Linked DNA regions of Mus musculus: region 1 is linked to region 2. Evidence: chromatin loops called from intact Hi-C (ENCODE). Cell type or tissue: left cerebral cortex. All regions are shown on one strand.

Region 1 (8,000 bases), 240 kb after region 2:
GAGTCATGATAGCCTAGCTGTTACCCTTGGACATTCTGCATAAGATCTTAGTTACTTCATAGAGCAAATGAGCATAATAAAGTATTGTGACACTTAGGGACAGTGTTCAGATGCAATATTCAGTTATAATTGACATACTTGGTCCTCTCTTTCCACTGGTTCCACATCTGTGAATTCAACCATGGGTGGGAAGGATCCTAAAAAAAAAGTATATCTGTAGTAAACACTTGCAACCATCTCCCCTTTGTCAGTGTCTCCTAAGTAACATAGAACCACAAGTGTCTACTAGCTTTTGCACTGTGCTACCTAGGGATATATAAGCAGTATACAGAAGATTCAGCCTATATAAGGGTACATAGCTTATACACAGTACTGAACCATTATAGAGAAGGTATTGGAATGTCTGAGGATTTGGTCTATGGGAGAGGGTCATGGAATCACACTCTTAAAGCTGTATAAAAGAGCTAGCCTTCGCAAAAGTTGGGTGTTTGTACTGACTAGTGCATTGCTAGCTTTGATCTCCGTTGAATTCTGTTTGTTCATCCTCAGATTAATTTAGGGATCATAACTCTTTGCCTGTTTGGTTAGGCAGATCACTTCCTGCTTCGAGTTTGAGTTCAAAATAGATTAGCCTTTCTTTCATTCTTTGATTCAGGCTCTGCAAGCTACATCACTGTCTAGTCAGGCATCATTATAGTGTACCTTGGCACCACTGCAGTGCACCCTGGAACCAGCAGAACAGCCTGCCACCACTGCACAAAACCCTAGCATCACTGCAGAACACGCAAGCACCATTACAGAACAGCCTGGCACCATTGCACTATGTTGCAGAAAATATTTTTAAAATCTCAGTGCAGTGTTCCTTCTTATCTTAATGGCTTATGTTCTCAGATGAAAGACACACACACAGCCTTTATATTTTAATATGCCTTAGGCAGCACAATAGCTGGACAACTGCCTACCCTCCATGTTGTTAGAATCTGTTTTCTTACTGATAACTCCGAGTTACTACTTATTAATTTCTGTGTTCGATCTGGGCTGAGTAGTACACCCTGACCCCATTTCAGTACACCTTGGCCCCATTGCAGAACACCCCAGCACTTTGGAGAACACCCTAGCACCTTGGAGAACACCCTGGCCCCATTGCAGAACACCCTGGCATCTCTGCAGAACACCCTGGCCCCACTGCAGGTGCAGCTATCCCAGAGCACTTCTGCTTCTTCCGGGTTTGCCCAGTGCCTGTCACCTGTGTTACCATGTTTGCTTCTGCAGAAAGTGACAGGACCTGGAAATCACAACTTCATATCTATCTTGGCATAGAAGGAAGTCTCTTCCTATTGCCACATGCTGGAAACTTGAGCTCATGTTAGTCACAATCCACCAAAGGTAAAAGAGAGATGTGTAAGCTACATGTCTTCTACTTTTTCTGGTCTTTAAAAATGGAATGACTGCCATCGTACCTAGATTTTATCTAACAATCGAATTATCAATACAATTATTTTTGGTGACTGCTTTTCTAACTTTCTTATAATTTAGTTATAAAACTCTATTGTTAAAATTCTTTTACCTAAGTATGTAATATTAATACCTCACAGCTCTTAGATGCTCTTAAAGCGGGATGATGGAACAAAGAAAGGAATTTACAATCATTTAAACAAATTTACTTTTATGATCTTGATTTCCATTCTGCGCAAGCAGCCAAACACTCCAGATAAGCCGTGTTTCTTTCCACTCATATTTTCCCAGAGCGTGGTCCTCGGAACAAAGGGGAAACTTTACCTAAAGGTCAGAACACAGAGAGCACAATAGGAATGTAGATGTGGAATATTACGTCCTCATTTGGAGCATCAGGAATTGTTCTTCAGGGTGTCCTTCACGGTTATTGCGAATGAAGCCTTACCTAATGCAGGCGAGAATATTTCCAGGAAGTGTAGGTCTGGGTGGTAAGGGATGCCTCACACGGTTTTATGATCAGAGAGAGGAGAAGAATGAGGGTCAAACAGAGAGTGAGGGAGAGGCTAGGCAATCAGGAGCCAGGCGTCATCTACCCCACCTCCCCAGAGCCTCCCATCTATTTCCTCCTTCCCAGTGTTCACAGCAGCCGTCCTACTTAAGGGCTTCATTACCTCTTGGCTGGGCAATCACAATCCCCTTCTACTTGTTCCTCCTACAACAGAGTGTAGAGTGCATCGCGAGCTGACTCATAGACCTTAAATTGTTCCCCTATTCCCTATCAAAATACAAATGTCCTGGCCTCTGGGGCCCTTGGAAATCTCACACCAAACTACTTCCCTACCCCTGGCTCTCATTTCTCTTCTCAGAGAATTGTATGCTACTTACACACTCAAATGCTTCATAGTCTACAAATCAGCCACCTGCCTGTCTGCCAGCTGATCCTTAATGTGCCCTCAGCTTTCATTATTCTCCGTCCCAATTATGCCTCCCCACTCAGGACCATTCCGATATTCGGAGCTCAATTTAAATGTACTCCAGAAAACGTCTAGTCCCGTGGCTGTCTTTCTTTTGCCCTGCATGATGCCTGTGTATGTTCCTCTGTCTGAAAGTGTGTACCCTGAAGTATGTGATTGTTTTATTTCTCTCCCCTAGTGTTTTTTTTTTTTACACAATTGGTACTCAGAAAAAAAAATGCATACGATAAGTGAAAGCATTTGAGCTGCGTCCACTGTGGTCTTCCAGCACAAGAATCCAAAAGGGAAACCTTTGACCCTTTGAGATTGATGACAAAAGTCTCGCTGCCCACAAACTGGCAGAGCATCTCCTCTGCATTCCCCATGCCATGAATAGAGTTGGTTTTGTGTGGAAGGAAGGAGGGCTGGCTTCAAAGATCTCTTTCCAGACTTTGTGTGAAGCCTCCCTCTATTAGAGTTAAGGAGCCTCCTGAAGTAAGAGGGGAGAGATGAGTCTCCCTGAGGAATCTCCTAAACTCTGAGGAAAATCTCCTCTGGTTGGAAGAGTGAAAGAGCTGGACTCCTAGCACGTGATCAGATACTAATTTCTTCTTTCCTGCCCATTTCCCTTCTCCCTGATCCATTGAGCCAGTCAGTCTTCACTCCTGGACGAAGGTGGTCTTAGATGCATCTTCTGACACACTGAGGTATTGAGTATATATATTGCCTTCTTTCCTGAAGTTAGAAGCCTGTTGCCAAGAGAGTTTACAATGAGCTTCTTTTATTTCCTTATTCTTCCTTCCTGCCCTAAACAGGCTCAGAGCAAGGGAGAAGTGGGGTGGAGATGCAGAGCCTCTGTGAGAGGTGTGTCCTCGCCTGACTTCCGGCTCTCTCTGTGCAGAAGGACTTGTTTGCACAAACCCTCCAGACAACTCCGTGGCGAGCCCTCTCCTGTCGACAATTCCCGATGTTGTAGCTTTGCCCCTCCTGACAGGGACTGACCTTCAGTGATCCATGCATCCTTCCCTTCCCGAGACACAGCTCATCCCTCTAAGTCTGGGACAGGGTTCTTTTTTATTCCTTTGTAGTTGTGGCAAAAATAAGCACGACATGGAACTTACTATTCCAGCCATTTTTCAGCACTCAGTTCAGTGGGTCTAAGTGCTTCACATTGTTGTAGAGCCCTCACCACTCTCTGTCTCCCAACCTGAGACAACATCCACAGCACATCTAACTCAGCTCCCTGTCACCCATGGCAACCACCCCTTTGCCCGTGACTCTGATTTCACTAGGAAGCTCCTGTACATAGAATCACGTGTCCCCTTTCGACCACCTTCACTTCACTGTGACCCATGCTGTTCTAGCTGCTAAGGATGGAGCAGTGGGAATATAAGTGCTATTTATTATACTCTAGCAGAAAACGGGAATAGGTAAACAAGATACCAAGAGAGCGTCACAGTAAAGTGCCATACAGGAAACTGTGTGATGTCTGGTGAGGCTGCATGCAGGAACTATTTGCTGAATGAATCAAATCCAAGAAAGTACAGGCAAAGATTATAATCATAAAGTACAGGAAGAATCTCCTTCCAGCACACACTGTGGGGTGCCACTCCTGGGTGTTGACAGTAATAGTTACAGCAATTCCTGTCCCCACCCTCATTCAGGGCTTTACTTGCAATAACTTCCCCAAGCCCCTGGGTGAAAGTCAATTCCTCAGAAGTAGGTGCCAGTTCAGAAGCCAGAGGACCAGGAAGGGATTGATTTTCTGATTAGTGCAGATGCCTGGTCTCCAGGAAAGCGCTTTGACACCAGAGAAGGAATAGCACCCTCGTGGGGCGGCTTGAAGAACAGCTCTTTCCTGTCTTTAAGCACTATAAAGCCAATTTTATTTTGTTGTTTTGGTTTGGTTTGTTTGTAGATACCATTGCATCTGTCTAATACTTAACAAAATTCCTCAGATCCAATATTCAGTCTTAGGGAGGGCTCCTGTGTTTTCCTTTAGGTGTTGTGGAAAGCAGAGGACCTCTATCAACATCCAACCAGATACTATTTTTTAAGTACATCTTATTTTAGAGCATTTTTTTCACTTTTCATTGTGTTTTATTTTGAAGATTTGTTTTCTTAATTATGTGTCTGGCTGTATGTACACATGAGAACGTGTGAGCACAGCGGCCAGAAGATGGCATTGGATCCCCCGGAGCTGGAATTACGGACGGTCTCACACTGCCTGGTGTGGGTGCTGGGAACCGACCTTAGGTCCTCTGGAAAAGCAGCTGGTACTTTTTTTTTTTTTTTTTTTTTTTTTTTAGTTTTTTTAAGATAGGGTTTCTCTGTGTAGCCCTGGCTATCCTGGAACTCATTTTGTAGACCAGGCTGGCCTCAAACTCAGAAATCCGGCTGCCTCTGCCTCCCAAGTGCTGGGATTAAAGGCGTGCACCACCACGCCTGGCGTAGCCAGTACTCTTAATTGGAGCTCTCTCTCCAGATCCCTACACGTTAGAGAGTGATTTGTTCTTATTGGTTAAGAATGTCACGCATATATGCCATATGTAGAACAATTTCATATTAATAGAAAACTTAGAGAGAGAATGTAGCCTCCCCTTGTACCCCGCATCATGTTTCCTCTACCTTTACCATTGTACATTATTATTATTACTGTGTTTGCTGTAGTTGATGATCATTGCTGTACTCTGTCTCCTAGAGGGCTCCTTTGTTCACCTTTCCTGATTCTTTACCAAATACCTTTCCTGTTCTGGGTCCCAAGATTCCCTGTTGTCTTTAGATATCATGCTTTAAGCTTCTCTTGGATGTCCACATTTCATGATTTCCTTTTTTAAAAAGTATTATGGCTTGTTTTGGAAGGGAGTTAGTAATTTTCTTATTTTTTTCTGAGAACTTCACACATGACCACTGTATCTACATCACTCTTGCCTCTCCCTCTCTCCCTTAAACTCCTCTCTGGTTCCCCCTCCCCCAAGCTCATTATCATTTCTTTATGTTACACACATGCATGCATACACGCACACACACACACTTTAACCTACCTAGTCCACTTAGCTTTGATTGTATGTCCATGAAACAGTGTTCCAGAGTGAGCACTTCGTATGTCTCTCTATCGGGATTGGCTGCCGTTTTCTCAAGCTTAGACTCTGATTCTAGACGATGGTGAGGACGGCCATGGGTGACATGGGTGGTTCGCATCAGAATGACTTACCCTTGACCTTGACACCCTGGCTGAAGTAATGCTCTCAGGCTTCCCACTGCTGCTCTGAGCTGCTCTGATACCTTCTTTCCTTAACTGCACTCTTTGGATATGCAAAGCTATCCCCAACAGTGGAGTGCTATGTTCCATTTCCTTGAGGGGGAACTAGCTACTCAAATTACTTAGTATTTGTTTTCTGCATAATCTTCCCAATTTTCTATAAATCTCTTTATCTCTCTCTCATTTGGGGGTTATAATCCATTATTGCTTTATTTATCAGATACTACCTATGTCAGAGCCTAAGAAAACAGTTTCTTAACAACCAAAAGGGAGTGTGGAGGCTGGAAGATGATCCAGTCACTACAGCATTTGCACAGGATCATGAATACCTAAGTTTGATCCCTAGAAACCATGTGCAGAGCTGTGTAGTTCAAGTGTGAGCTTGCCATCCCAGCACTAGGAAGGAAGAGACAGGTCTATCTTGGGACTCACTGTCCAGTCTAATTGGTAAGCCCCAGGTCAGAGGGAGACACGGTCTTAAAAATACAAAATAGAAAGTATCTGAGGAACAAAACTCAGGGTTGATCTCCACGGGTACTGAAAACACACATGTACATACATGTGTATACACACATGTACAGATATGCACAATGTACATATATGAGTACACATGCAGAAAGTATTTACTGATGCTGGAAATGAGTAAGTGCTGCATTTCTAATAATCCTGTCATTATCCATGTACCTCAAACACTTTAGTGGGATCTATGAGTTCTGCATGACACTGACATTAATGTACCTGTCTTAGTCACTGTTCTGTTGCTGCGAAGAGACGCCATGACTAAAGCAAAGCTTATAAAACAAAGCATTTCACTAGGGGCTGGCTTTCAGAAGCAGATGAGTCCATTATCATCATGGCAAGGAGCGTGGAGGCAGGCATCACAGGCATGGTGCTGGGAAAGTAGTTGAGGGCTACATCCTAATCTGCTGCCAGAGAGAGTGAGCTGGACCTCACGCAGGCTGTTGAAACTTCAAAGCCCACCCCCAGTGACACACTTCCTCTAACAAGGCCACACCTACTCCAACAAGGCCATGGCTCCCAGTCCTTCTAATCCTTTCAAATAGTACCACTCCCTGGTGACTAAGCTCTCAAACACATAAGCCTATGGGTGCCATTCTTAGTCAAACCACCAACATAACAGATCACCTACTATATACAAAACACTTAATCCTTACCAAAACATATCAGATACTTCAAAATGACATGAGTCACAGTATAATGCTTCACATAATTTCAGTCTATAAGAGGACAGACGAGAGGGAAAGTGTGATTGCTGCCCTGTGTGACAAGTCTGGGGTAGAAGTGGGTACCACGTGCAGAAGAAGCATCTAATTCAGAGAGCTTTATCACAGCTGGCTTGCCGAGAAGGTAACTTCCAAGCTGTACTTTGAAAGACAATTCTCAGGAATTTACCAGGGAGAAGGAAAGTTGCAGGTGAGAATGTAGAGGACTCTGGTGACAAGCTGTCAGAGCCACTGAACATCTCTGCACACCAGGATACGGGCAAGCATGGGGCTCCAGAGGGTGGGTCTCGAAGGACAGTTATGATGCATGGAGGGACTTGAATTTGACTCTAAGAGAAGTAGAGAGTGATTGAGCAGCCTTCAGCAGAAGGGCCATGTGATTCGTCTGGCATTTTAGAGGGATCATTCTGCCATCTACAGAGAGATTCGTGCCGCTTCTTTATAAACACAACTGTGTTTCTAACAAGAAGTTGACTGCGTTCTCACTTTATCTCCTGCTGAACAACATTTGGTGGTTTTCCCAAATCAAATCCATCTTTATAGGATTTGTCACCACTGCTGTGGTCTAACAAATGTGCTTCAGGATGGTGGACCAAGTTCCCAAACACAGCAGATGTTTGGAGGAATGAAACATGGTTCCCATGGAAACCTTAGGAAGTAACTGTTACTTGCATGCACGGATTCTGGCGTGCCTGGAATTTTTTTTTCCCCTGTGTGGTATGTGTTTCTGTTACTTCAGTTTTGGGGTGTGATGATTTGGGTGCTTATGAAAGTGTTTCATTAACTGGATGTCTGTATTTGTGCCCAGCACTGTGTGATGTGACTTATAGAGCAATCTCCTAGAACCTTTACCAAAACACACAGAGAAGACAGCCAGGTTCTCACCTGACTAGTGAGCAGATGGGCGGTCATCTGGGTCTAGGAACTTGCTGAGATAGGTTCTGTGGCTTGCATCGCTCAGCTGGCTGCAGATCTGAATCCAAACTCAGGTCTGAGTTTCAAGGACCCATGAAGTCAGCTGGGATGCAAAGGGTTGTTTGAGGACTGTCTTCTCAGTTGAAGGGCTGTGCTCACCCCTGGGACCGT
Region 2 (8,000 bases):
TCCAGCAGCTGCAAACACGGCGAAACAAAGCTGGTCTGAGCTCATTCTATCTGCAGGGAGGAGTTATGACTCTACAAGGACTAGGAGGTCAGGGAAAACAAGATGTACTTTTGTTTTCAGTCTTATCAACATAGACATAGAGTTTTAAATGTCAGAGCTAGCAGGTACTTCACCTATACCCTCCTCTTAGCATACTGAGGAACATACCACAGGAAGCCAGTTAAGACTGACTTCTGAGAAACAGAAGGACCTAAGAAGAAAATCACAGTGTGGACTTTAGAGGCAAATAAGAATTCTACTGATCAACCGCAACTCTTTCCTGTATATACAGATTTTTATAACAGTCTAAAGCACAGAGTTTAGTACACCTCTTATTTGCTGAATTCAATTTTATATATAACATTAAACATCCAACAATTTGCCTCTATAGCTTCAAATTATTTACCCGTGATAGCAACTCTTACCAATGCCATCCTTAATTTGTATGTTTGTTAGTATAATAAATCCTTCTTAGGGCTTAGGTCAAGTAGGAACAAACAGAATCAGATCTGCTGGGCACAGGGGCATTCGCCTGTAAAGCTGACAGCTAGGAGGCCAGGGCAGGGGAATCACAAGTGAAAAGTCTAGTCTGGGCTACACAACAAGACTCTGTCTTAAGAAAAACAACAAAGAAAAATACTTTTAAAAACCTAAAAGGGTAAATCAGTTTTCAATACTTTAAATTACAAAATAATTTTTAAAGCCCCAAACCTATGCAAACAATGAGCCAGGAGTGTCCTGCACTTACTATGGAGGATTCAGCCGATCGTGTTTCTCAGGATGGCATCAGTGCATGACTGATTCATCAATGCAAAATGTTTTCAGCCTTGGATCTGTATAAATACCTGCTACACTACTTACATGGCATAGCATGGAAGGCTGTTATTTATAATAATGAGAATTTCTTTTTAAAGGCCTTTTAGCAAAGTTAAAAACAAAATATAAAAAAGTATATTCTGGGGCTGAAAAGATGGCTCAGTGGTTACAAACACTTGTGGCTCTTACAGAGGACCTGGGTTCTGTTCCCAATACCCACATGGAGGGTCACACTCATCTGTAACTCCAGTTCCAGATCTGATGTTCCTCTGGCCTCGGCAGGCACTGCACCCATGTGGCGCACAGATGTACATGTAGGCACAACCACCAAACACATAAAATAAAACTTTAAAAGCCCATTCTTACTTCTATCACAGTTTTCTATTGCCTGGGCAGCTTGTGATGGTTTTAAATAGCGCACGTAGCCCAAGCCTTTACTTTCTCCAGTGACTTTATTCTTAATAATGCTGCAATACTCGATATCTCCATACACCTACAAGAGTCAAAAGAGATGACCTTAGGAGACTCACAATTGAATAAGATAGTCCAAGACTGAAAATTATACGTATTTGTGTCTCGTGCGTGCAAACAATGCAATCCTTCAAGGTGACACACACATTCTATACTGCTGATTTGACAGACAATGAAGCTGAGCCTATAGAAATCTTGCCTAAGCCACAGAGAAACTAAACTGGGAGAGAAAGGCTTGTCCACACTGTCTCACTCAGTAGACAGGTGGGCGTGCTCTGGAACTGGGATTCTGAGATTCAGCCCTAGCTCAACCACTCAGTAGCCAGGCAGTTTACTCTCCTCTGTCAGCATCTTCAGCACCTCTGACCTCACTGGACTGCGAAAGGTTAAATGGACTGATCCAGATTAAACGCTTAAGAGTCTAGGAGACGCTCAATACGCAGCAGTATCTGTTGAAAATGTTTACGTGTCTCCAGCAGCATCGTGAATGACTGACTGGATGCTCTTTTGAGGATCAGTTCAAAGCAGAACATAATAGTCTACTCAGAAAATTAGTGTTTGGGAGAAACACACAGTAATGTTTAATGTTGGAAGACACGTAGGCTTATAAACTCATGCTATGTCATTTAGTATGTATTTTACAAAATTCTCTTGTAAACAAGTTTATTATATATTTAGATTAAGGTGCTTTATTATTCTCTGAGAAAAAGTTAGGTAAACATTTTCTTACTATTGGAGGAAGTATGGAGTACAAATTTTTGGAATCTGTTATTTCTGAAGGTCAACTGGAGTAGGGCCAAAGACATATGAAAACTATTTTTTCCTGCTAGCTTCTTTCTTCTTGCTTGTCACCCACCTCCAACTCACGGTGTTAAGAGGTTAGACAGAAGAGAATACCATAAGAAAGCAACCACCTCGAAACAATTAAAACCGTGTTGAGTTTCTGTTGAGAAAAACCTACAAATAGTTGCTGCCTACAAAGATTTAAAATTATTTGTCCAAAGTCATTTTCTCTGATTAGCAGCTCAGAGCTGTAACGTTTTCCCTTAACTGTGACCCACAGAGAAGCTCAATCTTAGGATAAAGCTAGCTGTGAGTGAGTGTGATATCAACATAGCACAGGCCATGATCAGAATTAGCCAGCACAGCTCACGTGCTCAGGCCGGTGACTCACTCTGTGGAGGGGCAAGATAAATGAGAACCAACCAGTGCTTTGGAATTTTGAGAGCAGGCTCTGGGGGCAGAGAGGGCTTATATTTTAGTGCTATCACCTATAGCTGTGTAGTCTTAATGAAAATACTCAGCGTTTGCACTTCATTTTCTCAACCTAGATCTTATGATGAACTCTCATTACAATCGTCCAGCTGTTAGTGACTGTTAATAACAATGTTGAGGGCGGAGCTATGATGATAACACAAAAGTACCTTGAACTTCTCCCGCAGGTCTTCTTCTGTATAGGACTTTGGTATCATAACAAAGATTCTCGTGAGTTCTTCATCTTCAACATCCCTGTGACTTCCTGATGATCGGGACTGGGCAATGAAAACCTAAGAAACATATAAAGCCTTCAGAATAACGCTGTGTATTCCTTAAGCATATTACTTTATAACCCTGGCTACAGTTTAACTCTGTCTGTAGGCCAGGCAGGCCTTCAGGTAATATGGAACACCTTATTCACAAGGACCCATGAGGGGTGCTCTGTGTGTGTGTGTGTTTCCTTTAAGGAGGGCAGTGTGTATCACTGAAGTGTGAGAAAACCATGGAAAACGGAACACTGCAGGAGGCAGAAACTCAAAAGACACCGAATATAAAAACCACGACACTGTGTACTTTTGTGGAAGAGAACACTGGGTCCAGGAGAAGGAGAGCTTACCTTTGCTCAGGAGACAGCTTGCTATAGAGGCAAAGGACCCTACTTACAAGACAGAGTTAGAGGCATATCCCTAGGTGGTCTATTTTAGTTATTTCTTCAGTAATACCCACCATATGTCAAGCACTGCCAACGGTATTAGAAGAAATGGGCAACTCTAAGTTAATTTAATCAACACACCGGTAATGAAATAGCCAAAGAAACATACAAGAGAAACTCGAAAGAAAACACAAATAGTAGATAAAAGGGGAACCTTGGATAAATAAGAGCGGGGATACCATCAGATCACAAATTTCTAAATTTTCGAGCCTAAAGAGCTTATAAAGTCCCCTGATTAATGACTGTATCTATATAGCGCACATGAATGACCTAGCACACACCTTGTTCTCAAAAATTTTAACCCCGTTCCTCCCTTGCTCTCCCCCCGCCCCCATTTATTTCCCCTTCTCTACGTGCTCATGGCTGGCCTCTTCTTTCTTCTTCCTTTTCTTTCTCTCTTCTTCTTCTTCCTCCTGCTCCTTCTTCTTTCCCTCCCCCTCCTCCTCTCCCTCTGCCTTTCTCTGCCCCTACTACCCTCTAACTCCCCTCCCCATGCCCAGGTGCAGCATAGAAGAGGGGCTGGAGACACTCTAGCCCACAGTCCATGAACACTCGTAAATGGTATTCTTACAAAACCCAAACCAGAATTCCCCCACACCTTGCACCGTTTTCTAGGTTTGCCCCTTTCCAGTATAGCATAGCTTGTCACAAAATACTTTTACTTTGATAATTTTCTGTTTATAGGCATGGTGCTGTAATTTTTTTTTTACTTAAGAGATCCTTCAAGCTTTGTAAAAGTAAAATACACGAGGAAAAAAAACCCTAAAACTAAATTTTCTAGTCGCGAAGGTAATTACAGTGTTCGAGAGAGGAAGCTCAGAAAAGTTTTCACAATAGACAGGAAGACGGGGACAGGAGGTTGACTGACTTACGAGGTCAGCCACAGTTGTGCTATCCTTGGATGTGGCTACCCAATCTGTTCCCAGGGTAAGAGGCTCCTTTGGCCAGAGGCCGGGGATCCGCTCCTCCAAGCCATCCTCGGCACACTCACGGTGCGTGCAGAATCCAACCCCTCTCCTACCAGATGCACAGCATCCCCGGCGCAGCAAAGGGGCGGGAGAGACCCCAACCCATACCGCCGTCACCCTCGCGAGCACCCTCAACCCCGGGCACCCATATCCCAAACACCCCAACCTGGGCATCTCTACCTCACACACCCTAAACCAGGCACCTCAGCCCCGCACCTTGATGGGCTTGGTGTCGCTGGGACCCAGGCACTGTCCGTGCATCTCCTCCATTGCCCGGCAGGCCTGTGAGCTGCGCGCGAACTTGACGAAGGCCACGCCCTTGGACTCCTTAGTGTGCTTGTCGCGCACCACCCAGATGTCCTGGATGTCTCCGAAGGGCGAGAAGCGCTCCCTCAGCACCAATTCGGATGTGTGCTTGCTGATCACTAGAAAAATGCGGCTGTTGGGCGGCTCATCCAGGCTGTCTACGCCCGGGCGGAATCCTCCGCTGCCTCCCAAGCCGCCGGCGTCGTCCATGGCGCCCCACGCGGGACCCAGGCGCAGCCCCCCTGCAGGCCCTGTTCACCCGGCAGGTTCTCGGCCGCTTCCCGGCCGCTTCCCGGCAGCTCCCCGTCTCGCCCCACGCCGGTAAGCAGCTCCGCTTCCGGAAGAGCCGAGAGCCGGAAAGCAGGTGCGTCCCGCAGTGAGGTCTGCGGGCTTCCGGGAACATTCTGCAGCGCCCCCTGGTGCCACGGTGGACTCAGCAATCTCAAATCTTCAGTCCCAGGGAAAACCAAGAATGGGTTTATGCAAACCACTTTGCCCTGTGGCTAAAAAGATCCACCTGCCTGATTCTTAAGCCTTCCCAAAGCTGGCTTCTACTAAGCCTGTAATCAGATTGCTACATTTGAGGCCTCCTGGGCTACATAGTAAATTTGAGGTCAGCAAAAGCACCACACCAAAAATATACAAAAAGCAGGCAGGCTTCACTCAAAATGGTCCATAGAGACAGGTACAAAGGACCATTGCGTTGGGGTCTTGCAGTAAGGGGGAGAGACTGGACTTGGTTCCAGTAAGATAAATGGAGGACAGTACAATATGAGTTAGTATAAGGACAATTACTGAAGATCGCGGGGTAAGAGAGACTCTCAGTAGATCTGCTTCCCAGAACTTAGGCTGTAGATAAGTGATAAGTTGATAAGTAATAAAACATTAACAGCCGGGCAGTGGTGGCGCACGCCTTTAATCCCAGCACTTGGGATGCAGCAGCAGGTGGATTTCTGAGTTTGAGGCCAGCCTGGTCTACAAAGTGAGTTCCAGGACAGCCAGGGCTATACAGAGAACCCCTGTTTCGAAAAACCAAAAAAAAAAAAAAAAAAAAAAAAAAAGACATTAACAGCAGTCAGACATCAAGGATAAGAATTATGGCGAAACTGACTTATCAGGATTTGTCCTCCAATTAGATTCCCCTAGAACAGAAAGCTGGAAGTTGGATCTAGTCAAGCAGAAGACCTGGGGGGAGTTTGTCTGAAATTTTGGTGAAAACACAGTCTTCATCACCGTTTTGGCGTGGCCTTGTTAGGATGGGTGTGGCCTAGTTAGAGTGGGTGTGGCCTTGTAGGAAGTGTGAGGTTGAGCTTTGGGAGTTTCAGTAGCAGTGCCTTCTTTCCCTCTTGTCTTTGGACCTGGAGGTAGAACTTCCAGCGGCTTCTCCAGCACTATTATCTCTGCCTGCTGCTATCCTTCCCGCCATGATGACGGTGGACTCAACCTCTGAAAGTGTAAGCCAGCCCCAGTGAAATGCTTTCCTTTATAAGAGTTACCGTGGTCATGGTGTCTCTTCGCAGCAATAGAATACTAAGAGTTAAAACCATAGAGTCTGATGGCTGAAAGGAGCCTTTTACAACCATGGAATCCTTATCCCTATTTTTAGAGATGAGGAAATCTGAGGCTCAAAGTTAAGATGCACAGGTAACAGAACCAGGCCCAGAGGCAGCTGTGTGTGTGATCTACGCAGCTACCGCAGCCCATCCAAGATGCACGAGCAGGGAGAGTGATGGATGCACATCTGAGAACTACGAGAAATTAGAGGGCCCAAGCAAAGTGCGAAATGCCCACTGGCTTCCACGGCATATTAGTGAACCTTGGTGATGAGGTGAACAGGCATTTAGGACAAAGGACTGGGTTAGCCTTTAGTAGCACAGGAATCGCAGAGCTGGGCTAGGGACGCACCTCCTAAAATGCCCATACCGAGGCTGCTAAGATCGGGCCATCTATGAAGTCAAACACATCCATGTTTATTGTGCATCAGTCATGCATGCCAGGAGCTAGAGACTCAGGGCTGGAGAAAGAACCATCACTGACTCTTGTGAGATTCTCTACTGCGGAGTAGAAATAATGTTACATACTAAATAGAGCAGGTGTCAGGCATAATTAGTGAAGTCATCCATTCATTCAATTGACCTTATTTTTTTTCCAAAGATTTTTATTTAACTCTATTTTATAGATATGAGTGTTTTGCCTAAATGTACCATCTGTGTCCCATGTGTCTGCAGTATCCGTGCAGGTCAGAGGAAGGCATTGGATTCCCAGGAACTGAAGTTACAGATGGTTGTGAGCTGCCACGTGTGTACTGGGAGTTGAACCTGGGTCCTCTGGAAGAGCAATCAGTGCTCTTAACCACTGAGCCATCTCTCCAGCACTCAGCAACACAGGGTCTCACTACCCAGCACAGGTGGGCTTTTAACTAAATCTTCTTTGTCTTGGCTTCCCAAATGCTGGGATTCCAGATGTATACCACCACACTTGGAAACTAAATATTTTGACTTTTAATTATGTGTTGAATACTGTGTTCCACACAAGAGATAAAGTATCAAACAAATGGCCACTCTTTCCTCTATCATGAAGTTAACAGTTTAGCCTCATGTAGTTAATGATTATATAGAGCTCATAGTTTAGGGCTATGAAATGCATGTGTACAAGGACACAGGAGACATTAGTTTTCCAATTTCCTTTGACTATAGTGCCCAAAGCCAACTTCTGTATTGTCTAACTAGTAGTCTCTAAGCGTCAGGAATTACAGATGTTACAATGATTTTGACACAGGGGTTACAATCGTTTTTTCCTGGCATCACACTCTGTGGAAGGAATGTTCTGTTTACCTTCAGCTTAGAAAGTACAGGGAGTAACTTGCACTAAGGTTCCACTTTTCCTTGTCTTAGAAGGAAGACCAGTCAGGTGAAAACAATGTCATCATTTTATTGACGTGAGGAAGTGCAAAGATCACGAGTAAGACAACTTGCGCACCAGCGCCATCTAGTGGGAAACCGTTTTCTTAAACTGCAGTGCCTGTAAAATAAGAATATTGATTCTCATCCTGCACGTTTAGAGCTTATAGTATTTCCTTCAAGAGAAGCACTGGGAAACTATAGGAAAGGCATTTATATCTGTATCACCCAAACATGAAACATCGTATACTCGAGAGAGGCAAGAAGCGTTTATTTACACTACTAAAATATAAGCTTGCGATCCTAAATTCACTCATCTGAATGGTTCTGTTGGGTATATTTAGTATATTCATCACATTTCCCCTGGTTTTGCCCTAAACAGGATTGTTTTCCTTCTCTGAATCATGGAACCAATAGCAAGACTGAGCACACAGACTCGCATTTCAACCTTTCACCTATGGGGATCAGGGAGTTGCAGCTATAGAGGAAAAGCCATGGGGAAGGGAGAGGCTTTTGCTTTTCAGTACTGGC

What was found. A loop is a pair of places that touch in the nucleus more often than their neighbours do. Peaks named below come from ENCODE experiments on the same cell type or tissue, not always from the same donor. Only the 100,000 strongest peaks of a DNase experiment are listed, where the experiment ranks them.
Region 1: a loop joins it to region 2, with 3 times the contacts of the local background. A loop is called at or near these places in 15 of 42 quality-filtered maps.

The regions. Positions count from the first base shown.
Region 1 is chr2:76,124,512-76,132,511 of GRCm38, reverse strand. The region is part of intron 9 of Pde11a (phosphodiesterase 11A); the gene reads left to right. Among named protein-coding and RNA genes, the nearest start is that of Gm52518, 92 kb to the right of the region's middle. In left cerebral cortex, a CTCF peak has its summit at 4,248; DNase peaks (open chromatin) are centred at 4,215 and 7,520.
Region 2 is chr2:76,366,908-76,374,907 of GRCm38, reverse strand. Rbm45 (RNA binding motif protein 45) reads right to left here and starts at 4,924. Exons shown (of 10, transcript NM_153405.2): 1 at 4,480-4,924; 2 at 2,751-2,873; 3 at 1,222-1,348. The coding sequence starts at 4,779. In left cerebral cortex, CTCF peaks have their summits at 4,991 (motif pointing left) and 7,566 (motif pointing left); DNase peaks (open chromatin) are centred at 4,962 and 7,549; H3K4me3 peaks cover 1,238 bases; H3K27ac peaks cover 649 bases.